Regions from separate parts of the Mus musculus genome. Here region 1 is linked to region 2. A link is a loop called in an ENCODE intact Hi-C map of the cell type or tissue named here. Cell type or tissue: heart. All regions are shown on one strand. Each heading gives the region's core, and the rest is flanking DNA. Links, peaks and the distances in the headings are about the cores only. Region 1 has its middle 96 kb from the start of Gm4166. Region 2 holds the start of Sox11 (SRY (sex determining region Y)-box 11).

Region 1 (4,385 bases), core at 180-4,179, 160 kb after region 2:
GTGCTCCCCAAATTCAGGTGGGGAGTTCTCTCAGTTAAGCATCTCTGGAAACACCCTCACCTCAAAGCTGTGCTCTAGAAATTTTTAATCCAATAAGATTGACAATAAAAATCCAGCATTAAATAATGAAAAAAAATTTTTTTCAGCGATGTCTCGAGGGGCTGAAGATGTAGCCTAGTAGGTAGAGTCGTTGTCAAGCAATGGGTAGCTCAGCTTCTAGTGTTTGCTGAGTGTGTATCAAGACCCAGGTACAAATACCGTACAAAGTAGACGTGGTGCAGCACTTTAGTTATCTCAGCCCCTGGGAGGTGCAGGCAGCAGGGGATTCAGAAGTTTAAGGTTATTCTCAAGTGTTTAGCAAAACTGAAGTGAGTCTGAGCTACGTAAGACCCTGTTTCAAATACAGTAACTATAAAATGATATTTAAAATATCTTGAAACGTGACATCAGAACACACAGGAATTTATACTGGTCTCCTTGGACTTCTTGGAAACCCCAACTTGCCCTTTCCATTGGCTGAGATTCTCTGGGTGTGACCCGCAAGATGGTGAAGAATTTGGAAGCCCCTTTATCTCCAAACATCTAGCATAATTGAGCTTTAAGTTTCTGCTTAGTCTTCACACTCTTGTCTGTCTCCAGAATGTAATTTGAACCCTGCCTGGGAAGGTCTGAGCTGCTGCAAGGATGACGTCATGGTTGGGTTGGGTTGGTTTCCACTCATCTTGAATTATTGCTGCAGCAGAGGGAGCCTCGTTAGAAAAAAAGGGGTGGGGGGAGGTCTTCAGCCAAGGGCTGACCACGTCCCAGTCCAGATGCCCCCGAACAGTGGGGTCAGAAATGAGAATCCCTCCAAGGACCCCCTGGGTGGCTGGCAGAATCTGCTTAACTAGCAGCAACCCCCTAGACTCATCTCTAGAGCCCAGCAAAGCAATCCTCCTCCAGTCTCTCTTGCTGCCCCTGTAGGCCCAAGTGTTTGCTCCCTCAAACTAATGTCAGGGCCCAAAGTACACCGAAGCTATAGTTGGCTTTTCCTGGGTGTTTGTCTGAGCTGTGTACGATAGATTGGCTGATAGAAGCTGCAACCATCTGGCTCCTGGAACCTCTGGAAATCCCCAAGGCCCCTGGGGACATTGGGACTCTGTTTTTTCCCATATTTGTTTTTCTTTTCACCTAAGAGCACTCGAGTTAATTAGACCCCAATTAAGCCACAGTGAATATCTAGATCTTGTTCACTCCTGACTCAGGAACAAAGTCACAGGTGGCCCTGGATCTTGATCTCAGATTGCAGAAAGGAAGGAAACAGCCTTCCTATGGATTTCAGCCGGGTGGCCTATTCAGCACAGGTTTTTAGAGCATGAAGCATACATTTGCCACTTTTTTTTTTCTGTGATGGACAATTATTTTTATCTATACTTAGCTTATTTATATTGCAATTGAGATGGGTAATTCTACCTGTGGACTACTGTTCTAAGTGGACAGAGAAAAGCTCTGTTAGTGAGCCAGGGTCTCTTGGATCGATAGCACTAGGAACCTGGCAGAATCCCATCTGCTAAATATTATTGATACACATCTTGAGTCCCCTTCTCTCTCTGGATGGTGCCAGCAGTGGTTGTAATTTTTATTTTATTTTATTTTTTTATTTTCTACATAAAATGTCCTTGAGGGCTAGGGAGATAGCTCAATCCTTAAAGTATCTGACAAGCAAACATGATGATCTTAATTCCTTACCAAGTATCCATATACAGTGGCACCCATCTGTAATCCCAGTGCTAGGGAGGCAGAGCCCTGAAGCTCAATGGTCAGCCAGCTTCATTGAATCAGTGAGCTCCAGGTTCTCTTGAATCAAAACCATGTAAAGTAGAGAGCAGTTGTGGAAGAGATTCTGGCCTCAGTATATATGTGCACATATGCATGTTGGCACTGCGTGCGCGCGCACACACACACACACACACACACACACACACACACACACACACACACACACAGGTAGAGGAGGGTAACCTGGACACCTGAGCATGTATATGTATTACATAGACACATATACAATGGTGGACAAGTACATTTAAGGCATTTACCTAAAAATACATTTTCTATTTTATGTATACAAATGCAAATATATTTAAATTGTACTATGATAAGATTAGAACTTTTAGGTTCAGAATATGAATAGGTTGCCTGATACTAAGTGATTTTACTCTAACAAATAAGCAAGTGTGTGTGTGTGTGTGTGCGCGCGCGTGCGTCGTATGATCACTTAATCTTTCCTGCTCAATGGAATGCAGATGCAGAGCTACTGAGAAAACCCCCCACACATTATGTCACATATTGAGAGATGCATTCTGAGAAAGTATTCATGTATTGTAGACTTTAGAATCCACTACCTGTTAGGTAACTTTGTAATTCCAGTGTGAATGACATCTTTACATTTACACAGCACTAGAAAAAAAAAAAACACAGCAGTTCTTACAGCACACACAAGTGATGCACCTTCAATTTTCACAGAGAAAATGACATTCTAAAAGCATAAAATATACTGATTTTCCAAATCCTAATCCATGATTAGATGGGAGTCTGTCTCCTAGGAAATATGCAAATGGAGAGGAAACAGGAGTAAAATCCTGCTGCAGAATCAAGCCTGACAGAGAATCATAAAAGAACAAGCTTCACTGAAAAATGGTCGAGGAGCAGCTCTCCCTTGCTTCAACTTCACCTGTTTATGAACCTGCTCCAGCAGAAGGCTGTTCCCTCCCTCCCTCTGTGCCCCAGGCTCACGTAATCTGGACCCAAGAATCATCTCCAGACAATTGTGGCTGCAACTTTACACCTCCCCCAATGCCAGGGTAGAAAATTTGGCCCACCCCAATGACACACCACTAATTAAGCTGGAGCACAGAGCCTGCTTGCAGAGAGCAGTGGTGTCGACAACCGGCCTCCAGGGGATAGAGTTTCGAACTGCTGTCAGCAGCCGTCCACATCTGGGCCCTTAAAGGGGAAGGAGCCACAAACATCTGCCAAGATACCAGGCCAGGAAGGCCTCTCTGATGTGTAAAGACTGCACTTGTTGGCTTTCTGCATTCTTGCCTGCAGGATTTTGGAAGCCCCTATAGCAAGCTACCTGTCCAGGCAAAGGTGGAACCAGAAGACAGGCAGTCCCTCCTTCAACTGCTGAGAAGAGGGAAGGGCTGAGGATCTCTTGGCTTCCAGGCGTACTAGGCTCCCCCTGGTCTTCAGAGCTATTACTGCAGGAGGTTGGCTTTATTCAGGACTCCTGATGGCTCCCCCACCCCCCCTCAGGCTTTTGTAAAAACCACAGGGTGGGGCCTAGCTTTAGTCCTTAAACTGCAGCCCTTAAGCTCTAGGAGTTTGCCAGGCAAGGGAGCCTGCAGGGTGGGAGTGGAGGGTGAGATACTCTTAGAGGGTGTATATGTGCTCAGGGGCAGAAACACTTCCCTCCCCTCCAGAATGAAGTTTGCTTCAAACAATTGACTGCAAAAGGAGTTCCCTTACTACTTTTATAAGGAGTTCAAGCTGGGCCAGGCCCAAGGTTTGTGATCTCTGGGAATCTCAAGGAAGATCAGGAGTTCAAGGTAGCCTTTGCAACTTAGCAAAGACCTGCTTTAAAATAAAAAGTAGAAGACAGGCTGGGTAGAAGGCTCAGCTGTTAGGAGAGCTGGCTGCTCTTGCAGAGTGACCCAGGTTTGAGTCCCTGTACCATTGCTCATGACTACCTATAGCTGTAGTTCCAGGGGATCTGATGCTTTCTGGCCTCTGGAGGCACCAGGCACACAGTGGTGCACAGACATATATGCAGCCAAAGCACCCATACACGTAAGATAAAAATAAATGCCCCCCCCCTTTAATAGTAAAAGGAGAGCTGAATGACATAGTTCACAGAATAGTTGCTGCTTAGCAGGAACAAAGACTTGGGTTACACCCTCAGTGTTACACAAGAAAAGGAAAAATCAAATCTTGGAAAAAGTAAGTCTTCCATTTTCAGTAGAGAACTGTAATCTATAATTTTTGCCAACTTCTTTTTTTTTAAAAAAAGAAAACAGAGAGACTCCTGTAAAGAATGAATGCTGATCTAGATCTGGACTGGGTCACTCCCTTTGGGAGTATTTTTTATGCAGATTGAGACCAGCATATGGCTGCAAGTCATTAAAAAATAGATTAGACATCAATGTAGAAAACATGAATAATAATGTATGTACTACGAGGGCTGAGGGCTGTAAAAAATCTATCCATTATTCAGAAATTGTTATGCAGACTGTATCTAGAACAAGCCCCTCTGTGGGAAAGATGGGGAACTCTTCAGGCAGACTTCAAGCACCCGGTAGGATAGGTGCATGTATGTTTTTAGTATTTCCTACTATTAAAATATATGC
Region 2 (4,385 bases), core at 299-4,298:
GTCCTCTGCCGATGTCTTTCAGACTTCAAAGAGCCACAAGCTTCAAACAGCGCCTTCCGGAGCGGGGCCTCCTCCCCTCCCCCGCCCGGTCCCCTCTGCCTTTGTTGCAATCACGAATTTCAGGAAAAAGAAATAGAAATTACAAAACACGTTTTTTTACGGGTGGGGAAAAAATCACAACTCCAGACTAGGTGTGCAACTACCTTGAGACACGATAAAGGACGGGAAGAGTGGGGAGACCAAAAAATTTTTTAAAAATAAAAATTAAAAAAAAAACTTGGAAAATCTGTTTAAAACTACTCATTTCACTTTAACTCCAACAACATTTCATCACCGTTTCCAATTTCTCAGCGCCACATCTCTCTGACCATGAGCATCTTCTCCCCCTCCCCCCACCATCCTCTTTATCCTGACCGCCACGACTGCCTCCCGAGGAGCCCTGCGCCTCTCAATACGTGAACACCAGGTCGGAGAAGTTCGCCTCCAGCCAGTCCCCCGCGATCATCTCGCTCAGCTCCGGCGTGCAGTAGTCGGGGAACTCGAAGTGGGAACCCAGGCTGCCCTCGCTGAAGGAATCCAGGTCCTTATCCACCAGCGACAGGGACAGGTTCCCCGCCGCTCCCGCGCCCAGTGGCTGCTCGCAGGCGCTGTGCGCGCCCTGGGAGAAATTCAAGCTCAGGTCGAACATGAGGTCGTCTGCATCCTCGGCGCCGCTGCCGCTGCTGCTGCCGCTGGATGAGGAGGTGGACACGCAGCGGGAGGACGCGGGCGACAGCGCGGGAGGCGCGGGCGGAGGCTGCTGCTTGGTGATGTTCTTGAAGCTGTAGTAGAGCCGGCCGCCCGCGCGCACTTCGTCGTACAGGCTCGCGCCCTCGGGGGACTCGGCGGCACTGCTGAGCGTGGGGCTGGCGGGGACCTTGGCCACGCTGTAGCGCCTCAGCAGCTGAGGGGGTTGCTGCTGCGTCGGCGGCGGCAGCAGGTGCGAGTGCGCGGGCTCGTCGTCGTCGTCGTCAGCGTCCGGCTTGGGCCGTAGCTGCAGCTCGTCATCTTCGTCGTCGTCTTCATCGTCGTCGTCCAGGAAGACGCACTTGGCTGCCTTGCCCGCGGCGCAGTCCCCCGGCTGCGCCGCCTTGCCCGCGCCCGCCTTGCCCGCAGGCGCCTTGAGCTTGGCGCACTTCTTGCCGGGGCCCTTGGCTGCCTTGGCGCCCGCCGCGCTCTTGTCGGGGCTCTGGCCCGCGCTGGGCTTGGCCGCTGGGTCCGTCTTGGGCTTTTTGCGCGGCCGGTACTTGTAGTCGGGATAATCAGCCATGTGCTTGAGGCGCAGGCGCTCCGCCTCCCTGATGAACGGGATCTTCTCGCTGTCCTTCAGCATCTTCCAGCGCTTGCCCAGCCTCTTGGAGATCTCGGCGTTGTGCATGTCGGGCGACTGCTCCATGATCTTCCTGCGCTCGATCTTGGACCACACCATGAAGGCGTTCATGGGCCGTTTGATGTGGCCCGACGCCGTCTTGCACCAGTCCGGGTCGCTCTCGTCCAGGGCCACCGGGCTGCACGCCATGAACTCGCCCTCCTCGGTGTCCAGCGCGTCCCGGGGCAGGTTGCTCTCGGCTTCCGAGCTCTCGGCCTGCTGCACCATGGTCCGCGGCGGGGCTGGGCGCTCGGTCTCCTGCGCGGGCGCCCCTCCCCCTCCCGCCCCTCCACCTTCTCCGGCAAGTTGCAAAGTCCTTGGCCGCGCGCGTCCGCGGCTGCCCCCCTCCCCCCCGGCCCCGTTCCCTGCTGCGTCGGCGGCTGCGGCGGCGACCGGAGAGGAGGCGGCGGCGGCCCGGGACCCGCGCTCTCTCTCTCACTCGCTTGATTTCTCGCTCTCTCACTCCTGGCAGCCGCCGCAAGCGCCGGACCCCAAGCACTCCCAGGCGCGCGCGCTTCTTCTGCAAAAAGTTGAGGGCTCTCTCTCAACTCGTTATCAGGGTGTCATATGGGTGACATCACTACTCCCACCAGCCAATGGCTGGTCCCGACTCCGCCTATCTCCCGTTATTAACCACGGGCCCCACCTCCAGCCCCGCCTCCTGGCCAGTTTGCAAAGATGGGGGGCGGGGGGAGTTGTCTAGAAATATGTTATTTTTTCAAAAGAAATCCGCGAGTGCGCACAGCTGCGCGTGTCCCCCGGGCGGATGCAGGACGGAGCGAGAGACGCCAGCGCGGACTCAAGGGCGCGGGACGATGGACTGAACCCCAGTGCAGATGCACCCACCCGGGCACCGCGAGTGGGTGCCCCTGCTCATCCTGGGCGCGTCGCGCCCTAAACCCGCGCGCGATCGCGCTGCGCCGCTATCCAGCAGAAGGTGGCGCTTCGACACCGCGCGGCACCGTGCACGTGGGCTCATCCTCCGGTTCTTTTTCTCCCTCTTTCTAGAGCCCGGTCGCCGGGCCCTCCCTCCCCCCCTCCCCGCGCACCCGCAGGGTTTTGTCCCGTCTCTCCCCCTCTCGTTTTCCCTCCTGGATCGCGCGCATCTGCCGGTTCGGCTGGAGTAACGGTCTTCGGAGACCGCCGTGTCCGGGCGGCTCCGGAGCGGTTCGGAAAGGAGTTCACGGATTCAGGCCGGATCGGTGAAACAGCCCGGGACTCAGCATCGCCGCCCCTCCCCCACTTTCTACTCCATAGGCCTCCCCAACTCCCCGCGTCCCGCCTCCTCTGTCCATCACCTACGCCCTCCTCCCCTGCAGCTCGGTCCTGAAACCCTAGCTCTGCCTCCCAGCACGCACCTTCTGGGTCATTTGCTATTTTAACCCAACGGTACAAACCAAAGCTAAAATGAAGTGCACTCTCGTTTAAAGCGAAGATATTTCTTATTTGCCTGCTAAGGCTGCCGCTGGAGCGGTGGCTCCTGCCTACTGGTTTTGCCGGGCTCCTTGGAAACTCGCTTCTCTTTGTGTTGTCTCTTACCCACCTATGGCTCTTCTGAGGACAATGAAACGAAGCCTTTCTGCTTTCTGTTTAACGTGGCTGCTCACCCTGTTTTCCTCATACCTACCCACTGTCAGTTCTGGGGGCTGGTTCTTAAGATCTACAGCCCCTCACCCCACCCGGAGTTGCTCACCCGAGAAATCGGCCGCCCGGGACTAGTGGAATTATCTAAACATATTTCCTTTCAGGTTGGTGTACTGCACAGGGTACTACACTTCTCATCTCCCACACATCCCCACTCCGGACATAGAATGGTGCCAGGTCTTCATAGGCCATTTTATTTTTAAAAAGGGGGGAGGGGTCCCTGTATTTCACCCTTATCGTATTCACCCCAAAGAAAAGCACCGATCCAAGCACGTGTATTATTGAAGTTAACCTCAGTCTTAATAATGTTGGCATTTTATTTTAATGTTTAAGGCTATTGGAACCTAAAAAATTTACATACTGGTTAACCTGATGTCTGGAGATGTAGAAAAACCCATGTGGAGTGTAAAAATCCATCTTTGAGGCAAACCAGACATTCTCTCTTGTTTTCCTCTTAGCTGCCTGATTTCCCAGCAATGGGGACATCAGGCAAGGGTGGGGTGGGGCCAGCGAGTCCCCATCACAAGGGAAATCTACACTCTAAATACAGGGAGCTATTTCATCTCAGCTTCCAATTGTCAGGCATGGGGGTATATACTGTCATTCTTATTATTTCTTTTATTTTCTTGGCATCTCCCCTTCCACATCCCTCTCTGGCCTGTTTCGGTTGTTGGTTTGTTTTGTTTAGAGACAGGATCTTACTCTACACACCTCAGGCTAGTCTCGAACTCATTTCACCTCAAGAGCTACCTCTTGTGACCATCTGCCATCTTATTATACAGTAACAGAAAACGTGTTTGAAAATCTTTGGCAGTTTAAATTCTGCACCTAGTTTTGCTACGTTCCTGATATGAAATTGTGCACAGCTTCAGAAGATGAATGACCTCAGGAGAGGCAGACAGAGTCAGTGTGTGTGTGTGTGTGTGTGTGTGTGTGTGTGTGTGTGTGTGTGTGTGTGTGTGTGTTTTCCCAGAGGGCAGTAGCGCTCCTGGGGGTGGCGGATACCAGTCAAAATCACACAGAACTTGTGTTCAAAGATTAAAGAGTCATTTGTTGGAGAAAGAGGATCCCAAATAAGAGGGCTGCATTTTGCTGTGGGAGTCCAGAGGCCTTGCTGGGTCCTTTAGTAAACAGTTGCAGAGATTGGGGGTTCCGGAAGGCAGCTGGAGGAGCAGGCTTGAGAGCAAGTCTTGCTGTCTTCTCATTTAGGAAGGCTTTCACAAAAGATCAGGTAGATTGATATTCTATAATAGTGGTCTACCCACAGGTTTTTTTTTTTTTTTTTTTTTTTTTTTTTTGTCATCCCTAGTTATTCAAGGACTGGGAATGAAAG

The links. A loop is a pair of places that touch in the nucleus more often than their neighbours do. Peaks named below come from ENCODE experiments on the same cell type or tissue, not always from the same donor. Only the 100,000 strongest peaks of a DNase experiment are listed, where the experiment ranks them.
Region 1: it touches region 2 in a loop (2.6-fold over the local background); 3 of 42 quality-filtered maps call a loop at or near these places.

Annotation. Positions count from the first base shown.
Region 1 is chr12:27,499,999-27,504,383 of GRCm38, forward strand. No RefSeq gene overlaps it. Among named protein-coding and RNA genes, the nearest start is that of Gm4166, 96 kb to the right of the region's middle. In heart, for the core only: no CTCF peak of the experiment used is centred there; no DNase peak of the experiment used is centred there.
Region 2 is chr12:27,340,773-27,345,157 of GRCm38, forward strand. Sox11 (SRY (sex determining region Y)-box 11) reads right to left here and starts at 1,946. Exons shown (of 1, transcript NM_009234.6): 1 at 1-1,946. The coding sequence starts at 1,636. The coding sequence ends at 449. It overlaps Gm30855 (a long non-coding RNA gene), which reads left to right and starts at 4,382. Exons shown (of 3, transcript XR_381385.4): 1 at 4,382-4,385. In heart, for the core only: a CTCF peak has its summit at 2,336 (motif pointing right); a DNase peak (open chromatin) is centred at 2,009; H3K4me3 peaks cover 3,340 bases; H3K27ac peaks cover 3,167 bases.